2 separate regions of the Homo sapiens genome follow, and region 1 is linked to region 2. A link is an interaction called in ENCODE POLR2A ChIA-PET data of the cell type or tissue named here. Cell type or tissue: GM12878. All regions are shown on one strand. Links, peaks and the distances in the headings refer to the core of each region. The heading gives the core; the rest is flanking DNA. Region 1 holds the start of LOC107985535 (a long non-coding RNA gene). Region 2 overlaps WNT7B (Wnt family member 7B).

What was found. Peaks named below come from ENCODE experiments on the same cell type or tissue, not always from the same donor. Only the 100,000 strongest peaks of a DNase experiment are listed, where the experiment ranks them.
Region 1: POLR2A ChIA-PET joins it to region 2 with 10 read pairs; 2 of 35 experiments call an interaction of 5 or more read pairs at or near these places.

The regions. Positions count from the first base shown.
Region 1 is chr22:45,880,556-45,896,550 of GRCh38, reverse strand. LOC105373071 reads right to left here. Exons shown (of 6, transcript XR_007068133.1): 3 at 12,150-15,995; 4 at 10,742-11,439; 5 at 10,466-10,575; 6 at 2,135-2,720. LOC107985535 (a long non-coding RNA gene) reads left to right here and starts at 8,825. Exons shown (of 3, transcript NR_171771.1): 1 at 8,825-8,905. RefSeq lists enhancers at 1-58, 59-942, 14,809-15,723, 15,724-15,995. In GM12878, for the core only: no CTCF peak of the experiment used is centred there; no DNase peak of the experiment used is centred there.
Region 2 is chr22:45,945,865-45,953,864 of GRCh38, reverse strand. WNT7B (Wnt family member 7B) reads left to right here. Exons shown (of 4, transcript NM_058238.3): 2 at 3,719-3,945. Among named protein-coding and RNA genes, the nearest start is that of WNT7B, 27 kb to the left of the region's middle. In GM12878, for the core only: no CTCF peak of the experiment used is centred there; no DNase peak of the experiment used is centred there; H3K27me3 peaks cover 172 bases.

The sequences.
Region 1 (15,995 bases), core at 3,367-11,366, 61 kb after region 2:
CTGAGAAGGGCTCTGCCCAGAGGCCCCTCTCCAGCCCCAGGGACCTGGCATCTGGGGAAGCAGCTGCCCTCCTTGTGGTCTCTGGCAAGCCAGCTGCATCTCTCTAGACCTCAGTTCCCATCTCTGTAAAACAGAGCTAGGAGGAGCCAGCTCTTCCCAGCATCCAGTTCTGCATCCCCAGGGCCTCCACCTTGGTCAACCATGGGTCCCCTGTGGACAGCCGGAGCAGCTTGGCCCTTGATGGCTGAGGATGCAGTTCTCGGTGTGAAGGGCAGAGCCCTGGAGGACAGGGGCTCAGGACCCCTAGCTCAGTGCTCTGTCTCCAGTCTGCAGCTACTTGAGCCATGCACCTTGGCCTCCATGGCTCCATCTGTAAGGGGCACGCTGTCACGTTTTTCTCCACCCAACGCTGCCCTGACGGCTGTGTGGCCCCACTCCCTGCCTGGGCTAATAAAGCTTCATCCACAGCCGGAGTCTGCACAGGCGCTGCTCCCAGCACTCCCATTGCCAGATCTGCAGCATGGAAGCCTCCCCTGGGCTCTGGGGACAGAGCTCAGCATCCTGGAGAAGATGCACGGAGGCAGCACCGCGGCCGGCAGGATGGCTGGGGTCAGAGCCTGGCTCTGGTACCGGGTGGCTTCTCCCTGTGGCCTTCAGAGGCCTGTCCTTCCCAGGCCTGCTGCAAGGACAGGGGCCACCAACCTCAGTGCTGCTGAGACCACAGCCCTCTCCCCAGCCATGTCCTCCACCCTCCACCTTCCCTGCCTGACCTCAGACCCCACCTGGGTCCTCGCCTGCCTTCTCTGCCAGGCAGACTCCTGCTTACCTCCAAGAAAAAGCTCCAGGCCCCCTCGTCCAGAAGCCTTCACTGCCTCCTCGCTGGGCAAGGCCCTGATGAGGGAAGTCGGGGGCCATGGAAAACTGTCTGGGTCCTGGGAAGGCTTCTGGAGGAGGTGATGATGGAGGAGAAGTTTAAGTCAAAAGGAGGCAGGAAGGAGCTATCAGGAAGGCAGGTTGGAGTCTGTCGAGGGCCCTTGCCACCCCGAGGTGTTGACCACTTTACGCTGTGGCCTCTGCAGGGGCTAGGCCGAGTCCCCTCCAAGAGCCTGGCATGCACACGGTGAGTGCCAATATATTGACTATCTGACCTTTGAAAAATAACACATGTGGAATATTGAGTCTTGGTCATACTCGCATTTTTGAGCCCATCTGTCTCTATGTATTTCGCAGTACAGTGTATTTTTAAAATATGGCCTTATTATTTTTAAAGTTTGTTTCCATCAATTTTCCTGCAATCTTCAAAGTTTGAATTAATCTTTCTTTCTTTCTTTCTTTTTTTTTTTTGAGAGGGAGTCTTGCTCTGTTGCCCAGGCTGGAGTGCAGTGGTGCAATCTCGGCTCACTGCAACCTCCACCTCCCGGGTTCAAGTGATTCTCCTGCCTCAGCCTCCCGAGTAGCTGGGATTACAGGCACCAGCAACCACACCCAGCTAATTTTTTGGGTTGTTTGTTTGTTTGTTTGTTTTGAGATGGAGTCTCACTCTGTCACCCAGGCTAGAGTGCAGTGGCGCAATCTTGGCTCACGGCAACCTCTTCCTCCTGGGTTCAAGCGATTCTCATGCCTCAGCCTCCCAAGCAGCTGGGATTAAAGGCACCTGCCACCGTGCCCAGCTAATTTTTGTATTTTCAGTAGAGACAGTTTTTACCAAATTGGCCAGGCTGGACTCGAACTCCCGACCTCTAGTGATATGCCCACCTCGGCCTCCCAAAGTGTTGGGATTACAGGCATGAGCCACTGCGCCGGGCCTGGATCAATCTTAATTAATCCAAAGGTCATGATCTACCCAGAAGTGTCCATTGATAGCTCACATTCACATTTTAACGGCCCCAGAATGTGAATCTGTGCTGTCCATGGACACTTCTGGGTAGATGATGACATTTGGATCAAGAAAATTGTCTCTCTCTGCAGGGTTGGGGTACCTTGTGAGCACACGGCAGATTCTCAGTTCTGACATTTTGCGTTGAAATGTGTAAATATTTCAGCCTAAAGTTTCCCACAGGTGCTGTCTTTTGGCCTCCGTTCGGAGTACAAATATTTAACAAATATTTGTACAAGACAAATCTCGTCAAATAAATTGTTTCTATGATGATTTTTAATGATTCTTCAAATGTACGTGCTGCAAAACCGTGGGCCTACTTAATTCCATTCCATTTCAATCTAGAATATAAATTTATCCAGTTAATAGGAACTCCATGAGCTGATGCTTCCCAAGGTTCAGGATGTTCCCAAGGACACAGGTACGATTTCCAAATGAAATCTTGTCACTTTCTGAGCCTTCACTAGTGGATGTGATCAATTCCTGTCCGGCTTCTGTAGGGATGACTGAATTTTAATGTCTTTTGCTTTGCGAGCCGTGTTTCCAGTCATTGCAATTCTACATTTCAAAGCTGAAGTGTTTTGGTGCTTCGTTTGTTGAAGTCTTTGATTACACTTCTGATTTTTTTTTTTTTTTTAACAAACCACAAGCAAAATTTAGAGAACCTGTTTCCAAAGACACGCATGAGCATGGCAGGTCTCCTGGGCTTGTCCTTGAAGCAGCGTTCTGGAGGCTTCTGTGCTTGGGAGGCGAGAGGCCGGCAAGGCTGGAGTCTCTGTGCCAGAGCACTTCTGTGAAGGTGACACCGCATGGTCTCAGATGCATTGCCGTGCAGCTCCTGTGACTGGGCACACCGGAAGACAGTGGCAAAGGTGAATAACCACAGCCTCTGCTTTGCCACCTGGTCACAGCCGCAGTTATGAATTCTGTGAGCGTCACCACCAAGCTCGTCTCTACCCCATTTGGTGTCTGACTTTAATGAGAACATTGCTTTTACCACAGAATTTCTGTGTCTATCATCACTGCAAAAACAAACAATTTTGCCTTCGTGCTGAACTTTTAAACTGAATTTGCAAGAGCATTCACGATCATGTCTAATGAGTCACTCTAGACAGAATCAACTTCTAAAAGCTTTACCTTGATTGCATAGATCGGGTGAAAAATCTAGCTGCCATTGGAATTTGCAATTTGCTGGTGGTGTCTCAGGAGTAGGGGTGGTCCCAGCTGTCCCCAGCCAGGGTGGCTGCAAGTTCCATCCCAGGGTTCCCCTCAAGCTGCCCTGCCCAGCTTCTGGAAGCACAGGCCGCGACGGCCAGGGCCGCAGGTACCTGCCAAGGTGCAGCCAGCCCCTAGGAGGCCAGGGTCTGAGAGGTAGGCCCCAGGAGGACATGTGGGCTTTTTCACTGGCTTATAGCCACACACAGTCTGAGGCGGTGGGTGGGTCTTAGTCCCCTGAGACACAAGTGGGGAAACAGGCTCTGGGTCAGCAGGTGCCTCACCCAGGTTGAGCCAGGGTGGAACAGAGACTGAACCCATGTCTAGCCATGCCTGCCTGGTGGGCAAGGCCGGGGGCATAGGGTGTGCGGGTGCTGCATGTGGGGAAGGGGCCACAGGGCCCTGGCCGGAGGTGGCTCCCCAGGATATCTGGTTCCAACGCCACTTCTCTTACCAGCCTGAAATGCCACTGGCTTCATGCCATGGCTTGATGCCTCACGTGGCATCTCCTGTCCTCCCTGGCCCCCGAGCCCTTCTGTGGTCAGGCATGTCCTATCTCATGGGGTTCCGTGGGACACTGTTTGGGAATCACCGAGTGATCCGTGCACTAAAAGCAGTTGCACTGAGAGGGCTTCCAGGGGCTGGCGTAGCCTGGCCCAGCAGAGGGGTCTGGTCTATGGGCAGTTGCCAGGCTTCTCAGCCTCACAGTGCTGCTTCCTTCCTGTTCAGCCTCCAGCAGGTCCCCTCCTCCGCCTCAGTTTCCCCACTTGTAAAATGGGGTGACTGACCTGCAGGATGCCCCTTCTCATGTTGTCAGGAGCTGATTCCCCAGGGCCTTGAGCACATGAGGCAGGAGGGGACCTGCCAGGCCAGAGGCTGCTCACACGTCCCAGCCAGGCCCCAGTGGGGCCCCAGCCTGCTCACCACAGCCCCAGACCACAGCTGCCAAGGCCTCCTGAGGCGGCCCCCGCAGCCCAGGGCCCTGCCCAGACAGGGAAGCCCGGGAGCAGGGGGGAGAATCGGTTCCGCAGGGCTTAGGTGTTCCCAGTAAAGCAGCTCCAGGCAGCCGCTACCAAGACGCCAGAGGGCCACCTGAACAGGGATGCCCCGGGCTGGGCAGGAGCTCTCTCCAGAGGCTGCTGCGTGTGGGCGAGGGTCTGGGGTGTTCAGGTCTTGGGGCTCTGGGCCAGCCCTTCTCCTTCCAGAGAGGGTCCCTGCAAATGGCTGTCTGCATGGCCCGGGGAGCAGCGTGACCACACCGAGGGGTGCAGAGATGGGGGCTTGAGAGTGCCCGGGGCCCGGGTGTGGCCAAGGAGATGGAGGGGTTGTTGCCCACTTCAGTCAAGAGAGTCACGGCAGGCCTGGAGGCACCCCGGTCGGCGCACCCCTCGGGGGGCTGTCCGGGTGAGGTGGGTGGGGCTGGGACTCTGCTGGTTCTGGTTGCTACAGGCACTGATCCCCCAGGGCACGGGCTCAGCCTGCTCCTTTGTTCATTCCACACACACAGACCACATTTGAAGGTGGCCCTTGGGGTGTCTGGCCTGGTGTGGGGGCCACAGGGGCTCATGGCTTGGAGGGGAAGAGAGGCAGAGGGAGACAGATCAGGCAGGGATAGGCTGCTGGGTGGGGAAGGGGCGCTGTGCACACAGGTGTGGCCGATCCCGGGGGTGGGGTACTAGGTGTCCACACTCACTCCCAACAGTACTTAGCTACTTCCCGCGGGGCGCGGGCGCGTGTGGGCACTGGGCCACCGCGGTGAACAAGACAGACCAAAGCCTACCTGCCGGGCCGGCCGCTCCAGTGCAGACACAGAACGCGAAAGAGGAAGGGAAGCGCTGGGCGGTGGTGAACATCCTGCGGGGCCCCTGGGCTGGCGCAGGGCAGGGCCCTGAGGGATGGGGTGGAAGCGGGGCCTCACCGAGAAGTGTCCCCACAGCCAAGACCTGAAGGCGGGGAGGGAGTGGGCCCCAGGGTGGGGGGGCCGTGGGAGGAGCAGCAGAGGATGAGGGGGACTGAGGCCCAGAAAACATCTGTGGCTGGGGTGGATGAAGCCAGGTGTGAGGGCGCGAGGACGCGGGGTGAGGACGCGGGGTGAGGACGCGGGGTGAGGACGCGGGGTGAGGAGGACGCGGGGTGAGGACGCGGGGTGAGGACGCGGGGTGAGGACGCGGGGTGAGCCTCTAGCAGAGGCTGTGGGGGGCCGGGGGACGTGGGGCAGGTGCTGCTGCAGCTACCAGGAGAGGGAGGGCGGTGCTGGGACCCGCGATGGAGACCGCGGAGGTGGGGCCGGCGGGGTTCCTGAAGGACAGACGCTGGGCTGGGAGAACGGTGGGTACGGGAGAGCCCGGGGCTGCGGCCAGAGCTCCTGGGAGGAAGGAGGCGAGGGCCGTGCGGGGAGCTGGGAAGGGGTCGGAGCAGGGAGGAAGGCGGTTTCTCAGACAACATCCTCTGGAGAAATGAGGCTGGTCTTGGGCCGAAAGTTGGTTTTAGGTCTGACAGGACGTGGAGGGCCCTTGCTCGTGGGGTCTAGCGGTGCATCCCTTTCTCAGTGTGGCAGCCTGATTACTGCACACATCCCAACACACCTCCCTGCCCCGCACACACACGCCCCGCACACACTCGCCCCGCACACACTCGCCCCGCACACACTCGCCCCGCACACACTCGCCCCGCACACACACGCCCCTCACACACACGCCCCTCACACACACGCCCCTCACACACACGCCCCTCACACACACGCCCCTCACACACTCGCCCCTCACACACTCGCCCCTCACACACTCGCCCCTCACACACACGCCCCGCACACACACGCCCCTCACACACTCGCCCCGCACACACTCGCCCCTCACACACACGCCCCTCACACAAACGCCCCTCACACACTCGCCCCGCACACACACGCCCCGCACACACACGCCCCGCACACACACGCCCCTCACACACTCGCCCCGCACACACTCGCCCCTCACACACTCGCCCCGCACACACACGCCCCTCACACACTCGCCCCTCACACACACGCCCCTCACACACACGCCCCGCACACACACGCCCCGCACCCTGTGCAGCCTGTGGGGCACAGCGCAGCCCCGTGGGTGTGGGAGGAAGGGCTGACGGCTTTCCAATTCTCACCACGTGCCAAGCTCTGGGACTGGTGGTCCCACCCGGGCCTTGTGACCCCCTGGGACGCAAACATGATTTATCCCCCGTTTTTGCAGCTCTAAGAACTAAGTTGAGGCCGGAGGGAGGGAGTGACTTGCCCAGAGCCTGGCGCTGGTTCCCAGGGGAGAGGGGAAGGGCAGAGCTCCTCAGGGCCCCAGGACCCTGCCTCTGGGGTGGGGGCCTCTCGTCCTGTTTTCCGATGGAGAATCGGTCCCTCGCCCGGGCCGCAGAGCCGGTACCGGGATTTGGGCAGGGGCCGCTGGAGGCCGAAGCCGCTGTCTTTCCAGGGCCCTTGCCTGCCTGTGGGACCTGTGGGAATTTTCCCTCCCGAGAGCCCTGAAAGGCCGTGGGGGCGGGGTGCCGAGTCCCGCCGATGGAGGCGAAAGGGCCACACGCTTTTTGTGGTCGAATTATCCAAACAGTGAATGGGCTGCATCCGCCCGGGCGGCTGTGAAGCGGGCGGCTTTGTCCAGCCCTGAGAACAGCGGCGCGGCGGGGCCAGACAAAGCCGGCGCTGACGCCGCCTTTTCCACGGTCCGGCAGAGAAAGAAAGGCCCGGCGCACAAAGCCAGGCCCAGTGACTGGGGCGGAAGGGGGATCGGGCTTTAGTCACGGCCCCGCCGGGAGGGCGAGGGGCCCCACCGGAGCTTCCCATCAGGATGGGAACAAAATGGGGCGGGACGACTCGCTGACGGTCCTCTCCATCCTTGAAAGGCCCCCCAACCCCCAGAGGAGGCCTGAGAGGGACGGCAAGAGACACTCAGGTCCCTGCTGCCTTCAGCACCCACCCAGCCTGGCCCCGAGGCTGGAGGTCATCTCCCAGATGGCGCCTGGCTACTCGGATGGACCTCAGACCCCTGGCTGGCCTCTCCATGCCTGGGTGGGCAAGACCCCTTTAGCCTGATGGCCAGCGACCCCCAGAGGAGCCCAGCCAGCAACGCTAAAGCCGATGTCTCAGAAAGAGTCCATGTGCTTCAGGGGCAGAGGGGACAGCAGAATGGCGAGGTGGGGTGGCAGGTAGTCTTTGGGGCCGCGGCTGGGAGCCCCTCATCCTCACCGCTCTGTTCAGGGACAGCCTGTCCTGGGGGGCTCAGTGCTGCCCCTGGCATAGGTGGCCAAGGAGTGACCACAGGCCAGAAGCCAAGCCAGGCCCCTGCCAGGCCACCTTCTGCTCCAGATGGCAGTGTGCCCCTCTGCCAGGGGTCACAGTGAGACCTGAGATGCAGGGAAGGGTGGGCGGAGGGGGGCCCAGAAGAGGAGCCCGCAGCGGGCAGCAAGGACCCTGGAGCCCGTCCCGGCTCGGACACCTGGAGCGGGACCATAGCAGGAGGCCTCTGGCTGCCCCAAGCCTCACCTGCCTGAGGGTTTTTTGAGGATCAGAGACTGAGCCCTGGGCTTGTCAATGAGCAGGCGACCCCATACTTGTGCCCAGGGTCCATGGCGGACCCGGGCAAGGAGGGACTGCGGGGAGTCTCGGGCCAACAGCAGGTGTGGGGTTTTGAGGGGCCAGGCAGGGAGAGGGAAGGAGGGAGGTCTTGGAGGGCACATTTGAGTGGGCATTGGGTGGGTGGCGGCCCTGCTGTGAGAGCGCCCAGGGGGCTTGGTGAGAGCCGAGGGCAGGGGGCGTGGGCTCATTTCTGCGTTTAGAAAACTCTTCCCAAGCTGTCCAGGGAGAGCCAGAATGGAAGTGCTTGGTGGGCCTGTGAGGGCCGCTGCAGCCATTCTAAGAGCTGGTGTCTATTCAAGAGGAGAGAGAGTGGGGAGCTGGGGTGCCCGGGTGAGCTGGCACAGGGTGCGGGGCATGTGTGTGAGGGGCAGGGGAGGTGTGTTGGGATGTGTACAGTAATCAGGAAGAAGGCCTCCTCTGGGAACTGGGGTGCCCGGGTAAGCTGGAAGAAGGGTCAGGTCTAGGGCTGAACAAGGGGACTGTGCCTGGAAGGAGCATGTTCTGGAGACCAGAAGAGCAAGCGGGTAGCCCCGCCGTCTGCCAGCCTCTCACGTGCCATGATTACATTGCCAAGTCCGCAAAAGTGCCCCTGTGGGTGCCGTGTCACTTACATCCAGGGAAACTGAGGCACAAAGGGACTCACCAGAGCCAGAGCTAGAAACAAGGTGGGCCCCCCTTCAGCTGGGACTGACACCACAACTCATCCTGAGACCTCGTGCCATCCTGAGGGAAGCTTACCCTGTCCCCACGGGGACTCCTGGCCCTGTCCCACATGGGACCCGGGTGCAGGGCCTGTGAGGAAGTGCCCGGGCCTTGGCCAGGACTGGGTCATCTTCCATCAGCCAAGGTGGGGCGCGCCCAGCCGGAAGGTAGAGCCCCCAGTATCACTGGGCCCTGCCACCCTCCAAAGCCTGCCCCAACTCCCATCTGGGGCCCGTCAGCTCTGCTTATGGCCAGGAGCATGTGGCAGCCGTGGGGGCAGGGAGGACAGCCTTGGCTTCACCCCAGCAGGAAAGGCAGGTTCTGACGAGGAAGCAACTGGGCGGGTCCAGCCCCCATCAGGTGGTGCCCAGGGAGGCAGTCCAGGCACCCGCCTGGCCTGGCTCCAGGCTTCGGCCACAGTCTTCCACCAGGATGTGACTGAAGGCCTGGCCGAGGTCTGCAGGCCACCTGGAGGGCACCTGGAGAGCCAGGAGCGTGTGAGTACATGCGTGAATGTGTGAGTACATGCGTGAATGTGTGAGTGTGCATGTGTATGAGTGTGTATGAGTGCATGTGTGTGAATGTGAGTACATGTGAGTGTGACTGTGTGTGAGAAAGTGTGAACTGGAGTGAGAAAGTGTGAATGTGTGTGTGAATGTGTGACTGTGTGTGAACGTGCATGTGTGAGTGCGTGCATGAGTGAATGTGCATGTGTGATGTGAGTGCGCATGTGTGTGAGTGTATGTGTGTGAATGTGAGTGCATGTGTGTGAATGTGTGTGTGTGTGAATGTGTGTGAGTGCCTGTGAGTGCCTATGTGTGCGTGAGAATGTGAATGTGTGTGTGAATGTGTGTGTATGTGTGTAGCCTGCCTGGGCTCCGGCACCTTGGGGACACTGTGGTCAGGTGTCTCTGCTCCCACAGTCTCTGCTCCTGGCCTCCTCTCTGAGCCTCCATCTCCCTGACTCTCCAGTGGGGGTGAAAATGCTCACAAAACCATTAGGAACAATAGGAAATGAGGTGATTTGTACAAATCAGCACTGCCCTTGGCCCATAGCAGTTGCTCAAAAAATGGTAACTTGCCCTTTGCATGACCCAGAACCTTTGGGGGCCTGGCCGCGGTGTCACAGAGAAGCAGCCGCTGTCTGCACCATTGCAGGCTGCAGATACTCCCGGTTCTCAGCAAACATTTCCCGGGGTCCTACAACAGGCCCTGGGTCTGGCTGGGGCCAAGGATCCCATGGTGATCAAAACATGGTCCCTACACTTAGTGAACTCTGATCAACACAGGAGATGGAAACTTCGCCTCCCACCATATGGTGGCTGTGGGAGGGGAAGTGTGTGTGTGCATGTGTGAGCGTGTGAGTACATGTGTGCATGTGTGAGCATGTGAGTACGTGTGTATGTGATATTTGAAGCATGGCCAGCACCTAGGCTTGCTGGGCTGGGGTGCAGTCAGGGAGGGCTTCCTGGAGGAGGGAGCATCCGAGTGAAATATGTAGAAAGAATATGCGTGGGCCTGGGTGACAGAGAGAGGGAAGAACTGCCGGGAGAGGGGCGGGAAGGAGGGTGCTGGGGTGGGTGGGGCAGGGGTTGTACCTAAGCAAGACACCCTGAATCAGGCAGGCTCTGAGTCCTTCCAGGCCCTCCCTCCCGAGAACCTGACGTGGAGGGCCTGGGAGCACATGGCCCCCTAGGACCCTCCTTAGGTGGCACGGGAAGATGCGTCAGGCCCTAGTGTTGGGGGCAGGCCGGATGCAGGGTGCCCCGGATGAGGAGGCAGCCCAGCCCAGTGCTCATCAGTGCCCTGGGCCCCCTCTGCCCCCTTCCAGATGCAGATGGCAGCACTGGGCTCGCATGGGGCAGAGACTGCTGAGGTCTGGGGCTGGGACCTGCTTCGGCGGGCATTCAAGCAGAGTGCGTCTGGCCCGAAGCCACCTGGGAATGGCATTTGTATCGTGAATGAGGGCGGAGGGGAGCATGCATCTCTGACAAGCCCACTAATGTGTTTGGAGAGAGCCAGCGAGCAGCCCTGGATGCTCGGTCACTGCTGCTCACCGGGTCAGCCGCCTTTGTTCTCCCAGGCCCCGGGCGCTGGACTCGCTGTCACGTGACGTTGTCCCAGTCAGCGGAATCCGATTCTGCTTCCGAGGCAGGTCCTGTTCAGACTGAAGTGGGGGATGCACCACAGGCCCAGGACTCCACGGCCCCTGCTGGTCCCTCCAGGCCTCGCCACCAGGCTCCTCCCTCCACACCTGACACCCCCAGCTCCCCCAGCACAGGAAGAGGGCACACGCTCACCCCTCCACCCACCCCACCACCCCTAGTTCACACCTGGCAGGGAGACCCCCTGGGCGGTGGGAGTGGTGAGCTGAGATGGATGAGACAGGCTGTGGTGGCGAGGGGACAGTCAGGGACAGAGGGGGTCCCCTGAAGATGAACATGAAGAGCAGGGGAGGCATGGGGCTGGGGACCAGTGCAAGCCCGAGAGGGTGTGGTGGGAGGGGCAGTGGCTTCGGCCACTGCCCTGGGCTGTGTCTCCTGGTCCCACAAGTCCCCGTCCCTGGGGAGTGGGGCCCTGCTCAGCCCCCGTGGGAAGGGGGCCATCTTGGCCAACTCTGTGGGCCCCATGGGGTAGTGGGAGGCAGTCACCCCTGGCAGGGCTCCCCACCTCTGCACTGGGGGTGCAGAGGAAGCCCCCCGTCCAGCTCCATTGACGCCCACGAGGCTCCCCGAGCAGGCTCCTGTGAAGGGCTGGGGCCAGGAAGGCTGCGGGGCGGTGCTCGGACCCAGCCTCAAATGAAGCCTGGGAGCAGGTGGATGGGGAAACAGACAAATTCGCTGAGGGGAGGGGCGGCCACATGCAGGCTGGGGGGAGTGAGGCTGAGCAGGCAACCCAGGCTTTGGGAGGGGTGTCCCTGTCACCACAGCTTGGTCCAGGCCGTGTGTCCCAGTTCCCAGGCAAGGTTGTGCGGCACCAACTCACCCTTCCAGAAATTGCTGAAATCTCTACTGTCCAAACCTGTCACCGCCTTAATCAAAGAAAACATATAGCCCATCAACACACGAGGGAAGCCAGCAGGAAGGAGCCTGGCCTTGTCCCAGCACCTCCTGCCCAGCCCCCTTCCCACACTGCCCTGCCCACAGCCTGGGCATCCTCTCCAGCTGTCAGTGACAGGGACAATGACAGCCAGGTCCTGGTGGCCTCTCAGGGACAGTCGTGTGCTGAGGGAGAACATCGTCTCCTGGCTCATCTCGCTGTCACACCCTCACTGACTGGACCGAGGGCTCGGGGCAGGCACCACCGCTACCCAGTTGCACAGCAAACCCAAGCGAGACCACTGCAGTCCCCAGGCTGGGCCAGGCCCTTGCCCTGGTTCCCACGAGGGAAAGCCTGGCTCAGTGCCTTTGGCCACACCATGCAGCCTGCAATGAGATAAGGGTGGGGAACTCCCTGCCAGCTGCCAGGGGGTTCTGGGCTGGTTTATTCCTGAAACACATCTGCATTCCTTGAACACATCCCTTAGCTCCCCACGGCCCACAAAGTGCAGCTGGAGTGAGCGGGGGCCCTTCCCAAGCTGTCCCTGCAGCCGGGGGCCTTGCATCGCTCCCGGTCAGGACCCTGGGCTCCCTCAAAGGCTTTGTTTGCTTGGGGGCCCGAGGCATCCACAGCCTTCCCAGTTACCTGCCCTGACCAGCCCTCAGCTGTGCCTTCAATGGCGTGGGCCGCCAGGCATCTCACCTCTCCATGCTCACTGAGGTCAGAGGCAGCGCTTCTCCGCCACCCAGTCTCGGGTGGAGACCAGGCGCTGCTCTCGACTTGGGCTTCAGGGGTCCTGCTGCACACTGCCAGGCAGAGGTGTGGGCTGGACGGGCGTTGCTGTCAGGAGTTCACCTCCCGGCTGGACACAGACGCTTTTAAACCCAAGGCCGCGGAGGGACCGGGTTAGCGGTCACGATGCCACACTCCCCATCGCCTTGAGGGAGGCCTCCAAGCTTGGAATTATGGTTCTCCAATATGTGCTTACTTGGGTTTGCTTTTGAAAAGGTTAGGATTTAAGTATCACCCAATAACACACACATGCCCAGCTACATCTGAAATTACAGGGCCGCTGGGCTCAGGGTCTGGCCTGTGCCCACGGCTGGGTGAGGAAGTGCCCACCACAGCTGGGCCACTCCACCCAGGGAGGGGTGGGTCCGAGGGGTGCCACATACCTGAGCTGTCACCGTGCGGGCTCTAGTATGTCACTCACCAGGCAAAGGAGGGTCTTCGGGACACTCTGAGGACAGGAGGGAGTTACCTCTCCTCTGCGTGGCTCAATTTATCATCTGTAAAATGGGGACAAGGCTGTTGCAAGGAGTAGAGAAAACAGATGCAAAGAACCTACCCAAATGCCGCTTGCAGCAAACACACACAGGGACCTTGAGGGTACGAACAGCGCGGGAGCAGGGCAGGAGGGGACGAGCCCAGGCTATGTGTGTCTGGGGCTCAGGGCTCAGCATGTGAAATGGGCTCGATAATGGTGGTGGTGATTATCAACCACATCATCACTCTCGGCCGTGTGGAGGCTGGCCCAGCAAGGAAGGTGGGGTGGCACGGGTGATGCCAGGGGTCCCACTCCAGAGGGTAGAGTAAATCCTTGGAGAGTGCAGTGTTGGCCCTGGGAGGAGCCCCTGTGCTGGGCACCCGTGGAGAAGGCCGGGGCATCCTGAGTCAGGACCGCTGAGGCCAAACCTACCCCTGGAGCCCAGAGGCACCGTTGCAGCCAGGTCTCCCAGCTGCCCGGCCTGGCTCTCCACTGGCGATCTGACTGGGCTGGCTCGTCTCCCGGGCCTCGGGGCTTTGGATGGCGCATGCAGTACCCAAACTGGCTGGGCCGCAGCTATCACCGATCACCAGCCTCAACATTCTCCCCCACATCTGCCATCTCCCCAGCCCCACGGCCACTGGGCGTGGCTCAGGCCCAGGAAAGCAGCACCCTTGCCGGGACTTGCCTGCCCACGCTCCTCCTGTGGGGTGGAAGTGGTGGGGTGGAAGTGGGGTGAGGTGGCCTGGAGAGGAAGCCAGCCTGACTGCCCACACCTGGCTTCAGGGAGCAGGTGACCCTCCCCCTCGCTCTCCCTGCAAAGTGAGTCCTGGCTGTGGAGCTGAAACACGAACTCCCCGGTTCCACGCCCAGGGCCTGGCATTGGCCCCACACTCACCTGAGTGCCGGCCGCCTTCCTCCCGGCTCCCAGCCTTAGCTCCTGGTCCTCCCATCCCTGCCCTCCTCCCTAGGTGTCCCCTCATCCTTCATCCATCTACTGCTGGGAGCCTGGGAGGGTGGGGTTGCCTAGGCCCTTTCCTCTACTGCTGTGTGACTGGGAGAAAGTCAGTTAACGTCTCTGTGCCCCTGGTTCCTCTCCATCGGCGCTGTCCTCTGGGGCGGGCGCTGGGGTTCTGTCGATGTCATAGGTGCTCCGCCCAATGCCCACAAATGCCCGTCAGGCTGGCGCTGGAACAATGTGGAACGCTCAGGCAGTGGCCACTTCGCCTGTTTCACGGTCAGTGCTCCCTGAGCCACCTCCATTACCCCACTTTACACACATGGGCGCTTGTCGGCAGGGGGATCACCGGACTGGGAGCTACCTGAAGGCAAGTCCCCTTCTCCTTAGGCCCCCATGGATATGGATAATGGGTCACTGGTCTGGGGGGCTTCCCCATATCTTTGGCGGCTGAGCAGCGTGAGCCCCTCCCAGGACCTGGACTGTGGCCCTTGTCGGGAGGGGGTTTGCCAGCACCTCCCGTGCGATGTTTTCTCACGTTCATTAAACCTCTGGGTGCAGCAGAGCCAAGACGCCTCAGAGACACACGGAGCTTGCCAGCCGCCAGGTTCAGGTCACAGTCAGACCACAGACAACGGCACCTGCAGAATTCTCAGCCTGGCTCGTGCAGCCGTAAGAGCCAGGGTGGAAGTGACTGTCCACTGGGGTTCAACCTCCCATCCTCAACGATGTCGGTCACAGATAAAGTCTTCAATGGGGCCGGGCGCGGTGACTCACGCCTGTAATCCCAGCACTTTGGGAGGCCGAGGTGGGTGGATCACGAGGTCAGGAGTTCAAGACCAGCATGGCCAAGATGGTGAAACCCCATCTCTACTAGAAACTACAAAATTAGCCAGGCGCAGTGGCAGGTGCCTGTAATCCCAGCTACTCAGGAGGCTGAGGCAGGAGACTTGCTTGAGCCCAGGTGGCAGAGGTTGCAGTGAGTTGAGATCATCCCACTGTACTCCAGCCTGGGTGACAGAGTGAGACTCCGTCTCCAAAAAAAAAAAAAGTCTTCAATGGGCATATCCCCCATAAGGCGTGATAGACAGCAGGGAGGTCTGACCCTGAGATGGGAGGTGTCTGCCAGCCACAGGCGGTCCCCAAGGATGGAAAGGCCCTGAGCCCCAGAAGCTGGGTAGCCCCAGCCTCCTCCCCTCAAGGAACACCAGGACAGGGCTGGGCACAGGGACGTCCAAGAGACAGCCTGGGCGGGAAGCACCCACTCCGGACATTGTGGGGCTGTGTGAACATAGATGCAAGCCGCTTAGCCTCCCGGCCTCAGTTTCTTCATCTTTAACATGGAAATGAGAAGACACCCCGTGAGCAGGGAGGGCACTGTCACTGTCACGATCATTCCCATGGTCACCACTGCTCTCCGGGGAACAGCTGCCACGGGGGCGCTGGGGCCGGGTGGCATCCAAGTGGCCCGGACTCACTGACTTACTGCAGCCCTCCTGGGACCGGCTGGCCAGCGGGGTGCTGGGAGCCACCAGGAGGTCAAGTTTAAGCGAAGGCCTCGCTCGCTTCACTGGCTTAGGCACGAAAAACCCAAACCCAAACAAAACGCAGCACCAGCTCCCCACAAGCGCCTTTGTGTCTGCAGAATCGTCCACTCTGCTCTGGGACATCTGCGGCTGCCCAGGCAGCAGACTCGGCGAGAACAAGGGCTCCGCTCTGAATAGGGATTCACGCGGGCGATTCTCAACCGCGGCTGCATTCATCAGGGCCCGGGTGCCCGGGGACTTCCTTCAGGCCCTGCCCCCAGGACCCCGGCTGGCTCCAGCATTCTCTCCCCGGGGTGGTCCCTGGCCCTCCCATCCCCAGTGCCTGCCACTGCCCCTGAAGGCTGCCCGGGGGGCCGGGGGGTATTGTCCCGGGGACACCTGCCCTGTGCCGAGCCGTGGCCGCTCGGGTCACCTCGGCTGGGGCTCGTTCACACGGCCTGAAAGGCGTCCCCTCTATCCGCACTTGCCCTTCTCCTCCTCGCCGCAGGGGGAGGGGCCGGGCGGAGGCAAACAGTATTTTTTCTGTTCTCTCCGGCACAAATGGAATTCAATTAGTGAAGAAGAAACCCAAGCCCAGCCAAACTGCGCTTTAAAAAATCCCGCAGGAGAGAAGCGTCTTCCCACAACCCCGGCAAATCAATGGGATCGATGGTTCCCGTGCGTTCTCCTTCCTTCCCCCCCCGGAACTCATGGGGTGCAGCCGGAACGTCTTCTCCCGCACCAAGGCAGACCGGGCAACAGGGATATCTGAGGAATACGAATACATGCGCCCCAGC
Region 2 (8,000 bases), core at 1-8,000:
GAGGAACTGCCAAACCATTGTCTACAGTGGCTATACCATTGTCCGCTCCTATCGTCAATGTGTGAGGGTTTCAATTTCTCCACATCCTTGGCAACACTTGTTCTTTTCTTTCTTCTTCTTCTTCTTTTTTTTTTTTTTTTTAAATCATAGCCATCCTAGTGGGTGTGAGGTGGCATCTCATTTTGGTTTTGGTTTGCCCTTCCCCAGTGATTACTGAGGTTGAGCGTCTTCTCCAGAGCTTGTTGGCGGTGCGTATATCTTCTTTGTAGAAATGTCTACAAGCGCTTTGCTCATTGTAACACTGGGTTGTTTGTCTTTTTGTTGTTGAGTTGTAGTTCTTTCAGATGTGGTTCTTAAGTACTGACTTGTTCATTTACTCATTTATCTATTCCACAAACACTCGGGATGGCCACACCCGGCAGCCCGGAGACCTGGCTGAGCGCAGACTTGACACTGTCCTGGAGGGGCCGACCGTCTGCTGGGGAAGCGGGGCATGGACACGGTGGCTGTGAGGGGAAGCTGGGGACATGGTGACTGTGAGGGGAAGCGGGGCATGGACGTGGTGACTGTGAGAGGAAGCCGAGGACACGGTGACTGTGAGGGGAAGCCGAGGACACGGTGACTGTGAGGGGAAGCCGAGGACACGGTGACTGTGAGGGGAAGCCAGGCACGGACACGGTGGCTGTGAGGGGAAGCCGGGCACGGACACGGTGGCTGTGAGGGGAAGCCGGGCACGGACACGGTGACTGTGAGACTGCAGAATGAGCTCTACACCCGCAAAACCAGTGCCCACCGCGCTCCCCCTCAGTGCCAGGGAATCAGGAGCTTGAGCACAGTGGGGCTTTCACCTGGGCCCTGAAAGGGAAATGGAATATGTCAGACAGAAAAACGGAGAAGGGGCAGCAGCCAGGGGAGGGACCAGCAGACACAGCTGGGAGGCGGGGTCTTCCGAGGCCAGACCCCATGAGGCCTCTAGTTCCAGGCACAGGGGCTGGGACGGTCCCCTGGGCAATGGAGAGCTATGGATGGGCTTTGAGCAGACGGACTTGGTCAGATCCGGGTGCTGGCAGGGCCGGTGGTGGACAGCTGGCTGGTGGCGGGAAGCCAGGGCTTTGGCCATGGCAGTGATCCATTGCCACCCCCAGGGTCCACACTAAGTCCCATCAGGGTCCCCCCAGCAAGGGCACCTACCGCAGATAATGGGGGTTTCTCGGCCCTGAGCCTGCTGGGAGAATTTGGGACTGGAGAGTGTCCCTCAGGCTGGGACTGAGGCGGGCTCTGCCCCACGGCAAACAGGGTGCCCGGCAGGGTTCCCATCCATCTCATTTCCCCAGCTCGGTTTTCCGAGGATCTACAATTACTTTGGGCTGAATTCCCCAGATTCCAGCCCGCTCCCAGCCCCACCCATCCAGATGCTCTTCCTCCATGCCAGCCTGGGGCTTTTCTGCCCATTGTGCCCATGGGAGACCCAGGGAGGTCTTGGCCAGATTAGTGGGCGGGCCGGGCGGGCCTCGGGGATTGAGTGTCACCCTGGCAGCCCGGCTGCAGCACGTGCTGTGGGCTCAGGCCGCACGGGGACTTTCCAGCTGGCTGTGGGTGCTCGGCCGCCCTGGAAAATCACTGACTTATTTCCCTCAAGAAAAGGGCGGGCGGGCAGTAGGTAGAAGAAGGGTCCCCAGCACACTAGGGGCCCAGGGCCATGGGCATCAGCTTCGGGGAGCCCCCGGCGGTCCCCCCAACTCCCACATCTTGCCCCCTCACTAAACAGGCCTGATCTGTTGTTTTGAAGCCAAGCGCTGTGCTGAAACCCACTGTTGCCTGCGGGTCTGCCTGAAACCAGCCGCCCCCCTCCTTCCAGCTCACTGCCCCTTCCATGGGTGCTTAAAGCCAGATGACTGGGGCAGCCGCTGTGGAGGGCAGTCCGGCAAGTCCTCAGAAAGCGAAGGGACCACCTGACCCAGCAACTCATAGGTCCATGCCCCAGAGACTGAAAACAGGCTCAAACAGAAACCTTACCCGCACGTTCATGGCGGCATCACTCACAGTAGTCCAAAGGTGGAAGCAGCCGAAATGCCCAGCCATGAATGGATACACAAAATATGGTCTGTCCACACAATGGAATATCACTCAGCCTTACAAACGCATGAAGCACTGACCTGTGACCACGTGGATGACCCTTGAAAACACGACGCTAAGTGAAAGAAGCCAGACGCCAAAGGTCACACAATGAATGGTTCCATCCATAGGAAACATCCAGAATGGGCAAATCCATGGGAACAGAAAGCAGACTGGTGGTTGCTGGGTCGGGGAGGGGAGAACGGGGAGTGACTGATGGGTACAGTTTCCTTCTGGGGTGGCAGAAATATCTGGGAACCTGACGGTGCTGGAGGTTGCACAACACCGAATGTATTAAATGCCACAGAACTGTACACTTCAAAATGGTTCATTTTATGTTATGGGAATTTCACCTCATTAAAAAAACACACAAGGCTGGGTGCAGTGGCTCACACCTGTAATCCCAGCATTTTGGGAGGCCGAGGCGGGCAGATGACCTGAGGTCAGGAGTTCGAGACCAGCCTGGCCAACACAGTGAAATCCTGTCTCTACTAAAAATACAAAAATTAGCCGGGTGTGGTGGTGGGCAACTGTAGTACAGCTACTCGGGAGGCTAAGGCAAAAGGATGGCTTGAACCCGGAATGTGGAGGTTGCAGTGAGCTGAGATCACACCACTGCACTCCAGCCTGCGCGACAGAGTGAGACTCCGAAACTCTGTCTCAAAACAAACAAACAAATGAACAAATGACAATCCCGCTGATATCACTTGAAGTAGAGTGAGCGTGACCTGCGGGTTCTTGTCTAGGGCTTCAGGTCCTGAGAGTTGCTAGGAGATTAATGACAAAGTTCCCCTCAGTGGACCACTGCAAGGCTGCAGTGTTGCAATAAGGCCCCTGCCAAGCCCGGCACACAGTAGGTGCTCAATTTGCTGCAGGCCTAATTTCTTCCTCTGCGTGCACCCAGTCACCCTGACAGGAGAGAAAACAGCAACAGCCACCATTCCCGGTGCGGGCTTTCTCCCTGTGGTCGTCTGAGCCTTTGGTTGGGTGGTGGGGGATGGGTGTTTTATACCCCCATTTCATGGGTGTGGAAACTGAGGCTCAGACGGGGAGTGCCTTCTCAAAGTTACACACAGGTCGGAGCTGGAGTCAGTACCGGATGGGCTTGGCTGCCGGCCTTTTCAGCAGCCTGCCTGGCCCAGGTGCCATGGAGGGGCCATCGGGGAATTTATAAATGAGGGGAAAGCCCCATTGGTCGGGGAGTTGGGGTCTGCCGCTTAGAGACAGCGCAGACAGTCCCGAGTTGGCGGCTGCCACATCCCAAGCATGATGCTGTCTGATCTGAAGGGCTGTGTATCTGACTCAGTGGCCTGGAGAGCTGTGGGACTTGCGGTTGCGTGATTCTCCATTCTGAGGCTCAGAGGCCTGGGTGTGTGTGGCTGGGGTCACGCGTGTGAGTTGGGGTGAACTGGTGTGGTCTCCTGGGGTCACGCATGTGAGTTGATGGGAAACAGCCCCTTGAGGGCAGGGATCTGCTTGTGCCCTGGTGGGCGGAGCTAGTGCAGGGCCTGTGACTGAGAGGCTGAGTGGGGGAAAGGTGTTGGGGGTGAGGAGGGGCGCTGGCCGCCGCCGTCTCACGGCCTCTGTCTCCTCCCCTCCACAGAGCACTGTCATCCGTGGTGGCCCTGGGAGCCAACATCATCTGCAACAAGATTCCTGGCCTAGCCCCGCGGCAGCGTGCCATCTGCCAGAGTCGGCCCGATGCCATCATTGTGATTGGGGAGGGGGCGCAGATGGGCATCAACGAGTGCCAGTACCAGTTCCGCTTCGGACGCTGGAACTGCTCTGCCCTCGGCGAGAAGACCGTCTTCGGGCAAGAGCTCCGAGTAGGTAAGGGCGCCTCTGGGCTCAAGGGGCCCAGCCATTGTGGCCAGGGGCAGTAGGCCAGGCCACCCACTGAAGGCCAGCCTAGGCCGCTGTTCTGCACACATCTCCTGGGGGGCCAATTTCTTTGCCTTCCTGTGAGCCCTTCTGCGTGCCTGGCCTGGCCCTAGGCAGCACCACTGCTTCTGGGGCAGGGGAGGCCTCAATGGGAGCCAGGCTGTGTGCAGATGAAGGTCCTTGCTCGGGGCTGGAGGACATCGTCGTGACGTGGCCGTGGGCCCTTGGGCCTGTAGGCTGGTGGCGCGGTGGTGCTAGCGGTGCCGTGCAGTGGTTGGGGCCCATTCTTTCGCTGCCTAGCAGCCGTGTAGAGGGAGGCACGTTACCTCTTCTGGCAGAACCTCCATTCCTGTATCTGGAGAGCAGGGAATAGTAACACTTACTGCAGGGGGTAGTTGGGGCACAGGAAGTGCTGTGTGAATGTCGTAGATTCCGAGAGTGGAGCTGGGTAGAGGGAGCCGAGTGAACTGTGCAGGATGCTCCAGCATGACACGTGGAGCACGGGGAATCCAATGGCCGGAGGGCAGGGTGGGTGGGCGGGTGTGGGGAGTGGTTTGATGGACACCAAGCAATCACCGAAACCTGCCAGGTGGGCTGGCAAGATCCCTGCTGCCTGTGCACAGCCCCTGAGGCCACAACCCCTCCCTGTCCTCACAGCCTTGGGGGTAAGGCTTCATCATGCCCATTTTACAGACAAGGAGACTGAGCCCAGAGAGGGGCTTTAAAAAGTGACTTTTGGGCCGGACCTGGTGGCTCATGCCTGTAATCCCAGCACTTTGGGAGGACGAGGGGGGTGGATCACCTGAGGTCAAGAGATCGAGACCATCCTGGCCAACATGGTGAAACCCCATCTCTACTAAAAATACAAAAATTAGCCAGACAATCCCAGCTACTTGGGAGGCTGAAGGAGGAGAATTGCTTGAATCCGGGAGGCGGAGAGAGGTTGCAGTGAGCCGAGATGGCACCATTGTACTCCAGTCTGCGTAAAAGAGCAAGACTCTGTCTCAGGGGAAAAAAAAAAAAAAAAAAAAAAAAAAAAAAGGGATCTTTGGAGCCTGACCTGGGTTTGAATCCAGCTGTGTGACCTTGAACACGTCACTCGGGGCTGCTCAGGGCCTCAGCTTCCCCACTGGTGATGTGAGCTCCGAGCCAGTAGGCCCTCGTGTGGGTCCCCATGGCTCTCCCAGGTGCTCAGTAAACTGCTGTTGTGTGCATGGGAGTGGGGCTAGTGATGTACCCTGCCCTCCAGGCTGTGGCAAGAGGCAGAGGAGGGGGGGGATAACTGGCAGAGTGCCAGGCTTGCAGGGGTGCCCAGCCCATGGGCATAACATGTCCTTCTGATCCTGGAGCCGAGCAGAGCCGCAGCTGCCGGGACACAGGCCAGACCTAGGTTCTGCAGGGCTTGGAACGCTGGTGTGGGGCTGGGGGTGGCGCAGGGGAAAAGCCCCTGGGGCCCGCTTTGTGGTGAGCAGCCTGTGGGTGGCGCCTGGCACAGCGAAGAGGGTGGCACCGCCCGCTCCCTGGGGCCCCACCACCCAAGTGCAGTTCCCTCCCTCCAGGTGCCAGCTGTGGCAGGCAGGGCTGCCCATCCACCCCAGTGGGGAGGGCGTCGGCACGAGTGCTCACTCATGCCAGGGCCCATCTGCCTGCCTGGCCCCTCAGCGCTGAGCTGGCGGGCTCAGAGGCAGCTGTGGGTGCCCCTGCCTCCCGGCCGAGCCCCCGGGGAGTTGTGGTGGAGCTGAGCGTCGATCAGGTGTCCCTCGCTGTTCCTGCTAATCCTTGCTGCCTCGCTGCGCCAGGAGAGGGGCAGACGTGGAAATCGTCCTGCTGCTCGACAGAGGGCTGGGAGCTTGGACTTTATTTGGGACCATGAGACATGGGGTGAGGGACGTGTGGGCCACCCTGGGCATCACTGTGGGGTCCCCGAGCTCGCCTGGGGATCAGGCTGTGTGGCATATGGCTGTGTGTCCTGTCCTGTTCCTCGATCCTGGGAGCGCTGCATCCCGTCTCAGTCTCTTCTGCTAGGGAGCCCACCTAAGACACCCCTGTTGCTTTCCCGAGCGTTTCAGAAGCAAACATTTTGGCAGAGCTGTCCACACCCACCATCCTCACCTCACACCCTTGATCGCCCCTACTGCTCTTGGTCTGGGCCGCTTGTGACCTTCCTGGTGTCAACTTTTCCCCTTCTTCCCTGGCTTCTGGGCCCCGGCTTGTAGCCTGGACTTCTCTGCCCAGTCCCAGCTGGGAAGTGGCAGCTCCTCCAGGTGCACCTTGGCCCCCTCGCCCCGCTCTGCCCTATTGGCCGCAGGCTCACTCCTGCTCATGGCTTCCATTCCCTGCGACCCATGCGAACCTCTGGCCTGACACACTCAGCACCCGTTACTTAAATCTCCTGTCCCCAGCTTTCTCCCGGCCAGTTGTCTCAGCAGAAACCTGGTATCATTTCCCCATACACCTCAGGGCTCTGCCCTATGGCTGCAGCATGGTCTGCTTTTCTGGCCCTCCCCTGGCAGCTGTCACTGCCTCCTGCCCACACCAGCCCTAGTTGCTGAGTTAAACAGAAGCTCTTCCTCCAAAACCTGCAGTAGCTCCTTATGGCCTCAGGATAAAGTGAACTTCTTAGCCGGGAATCTCAGTAGCTGCCTCCCATATTCACCCTGGTTCCCCACATCCCTTCTGAGAATCAGAGCTTCGGGCGTATCTGACTCCTCTCTCCTCCCCAAGCACGCCAGGCCCCGTTCCCCTTCCAGGGCTCAGCTGCGGGGAGTCATGAGCAGGAAGAGGGGCTGATCAGGGAGGCCAGCCATGTCCGAGGCCAGCTGGGTGCCCTGGCATGGGCTGGGAGCTGGGCCATAGGTTGGCAGGCTGCCAGGACACTCGTGGGAACAGCCACTCAAGCAGTGCCAATTAATGATTGGCCCTGAGAAGGGGCTTGGCCTGTGTGGGTGGGACAGCCCCTTTCAGGCGTTGACCTTGGGCTGTGCCTAAATCTCGAGGGCTGAAAGGGTACCCCTTAAAAGGGCAAATCAATCCCCTGTGCAAAGTTCCAATCCCTTTTCCATCACCTGGTGTGGGTGCTTGTATGCCTCTGGGGATGGGGCGCTCACTTCTCCCCATTAGACAGATGGTTTCTTCTAAGGACCCTGTGCTGGCTTTGCCCTGGGCCCCTGGGTTCCAGTTGCTCTGCTCGCCTCAGAGGGTCAAGGCTCACACTAGGCCCCCCTCCACTGCTGTGGTCCCCCTCGTGCCTGGAGGCCTCCTGAGCCCATCCCAGGCCTATTCCTCATGTGTCGAGAGAGGCTTGTCTCTTGTGTCTTCTGTTGACTGGAAATGAGCTTAGAGGTGACTGTCCCCAGCCGAGCAGTGTTCTGCCACGGTGGGGGCAGGAGAACGAAGGGGCAGCGTGAGCATCAGGAGAACCTCGTATCCCAGGAAAGTCTGTTGGAAACCTGGGGCCCCCCAACAAGGCAGGGAGTTTCAACCAGGCACTATCATCGAATCAGGGATGTCAGCAAGGGCTTCCCGGAGGGGGTGACCCAGGCCAGACTGGAGGTGAGCGCAGGGAAGGGGGTGCCAGGTGGACGGAACAGCATCTGCTGAGGCTCTGGGGCCAGAAAGCCGAGAGCACTTTTGCAGGAATGACAGGAGCTTCCAGGGCTAACAGGAGAGGCTGGAGGGTGAGGGCAGGGCTGGAGTACCAGTGAAGCTCTGGAGGGTCCAGAAGGCATAGGAGATTCTGAGCAGGTGAGGGCTTCCCTCTGCAGGCTGCTTCCTTCCAACCACTGCGCCGCCCCCATCCCCCTAGAGCCCAGAGTCCCCCAGGACCACGGGCCTGGGCCTGGGGCAGCGACTGCGTGCTCTTGGGCCCCCTAGCCCCACCCTTGAGCTGCCAGGGAATGCTGAGTCCTGCCCATCATGTGCTAGCCTCAGACATGACCAGGCATAGAGACTGCCCCTAATCCATGCTCACGTGAGCGGCCCGGGACACCAGCACAGCTGTCACC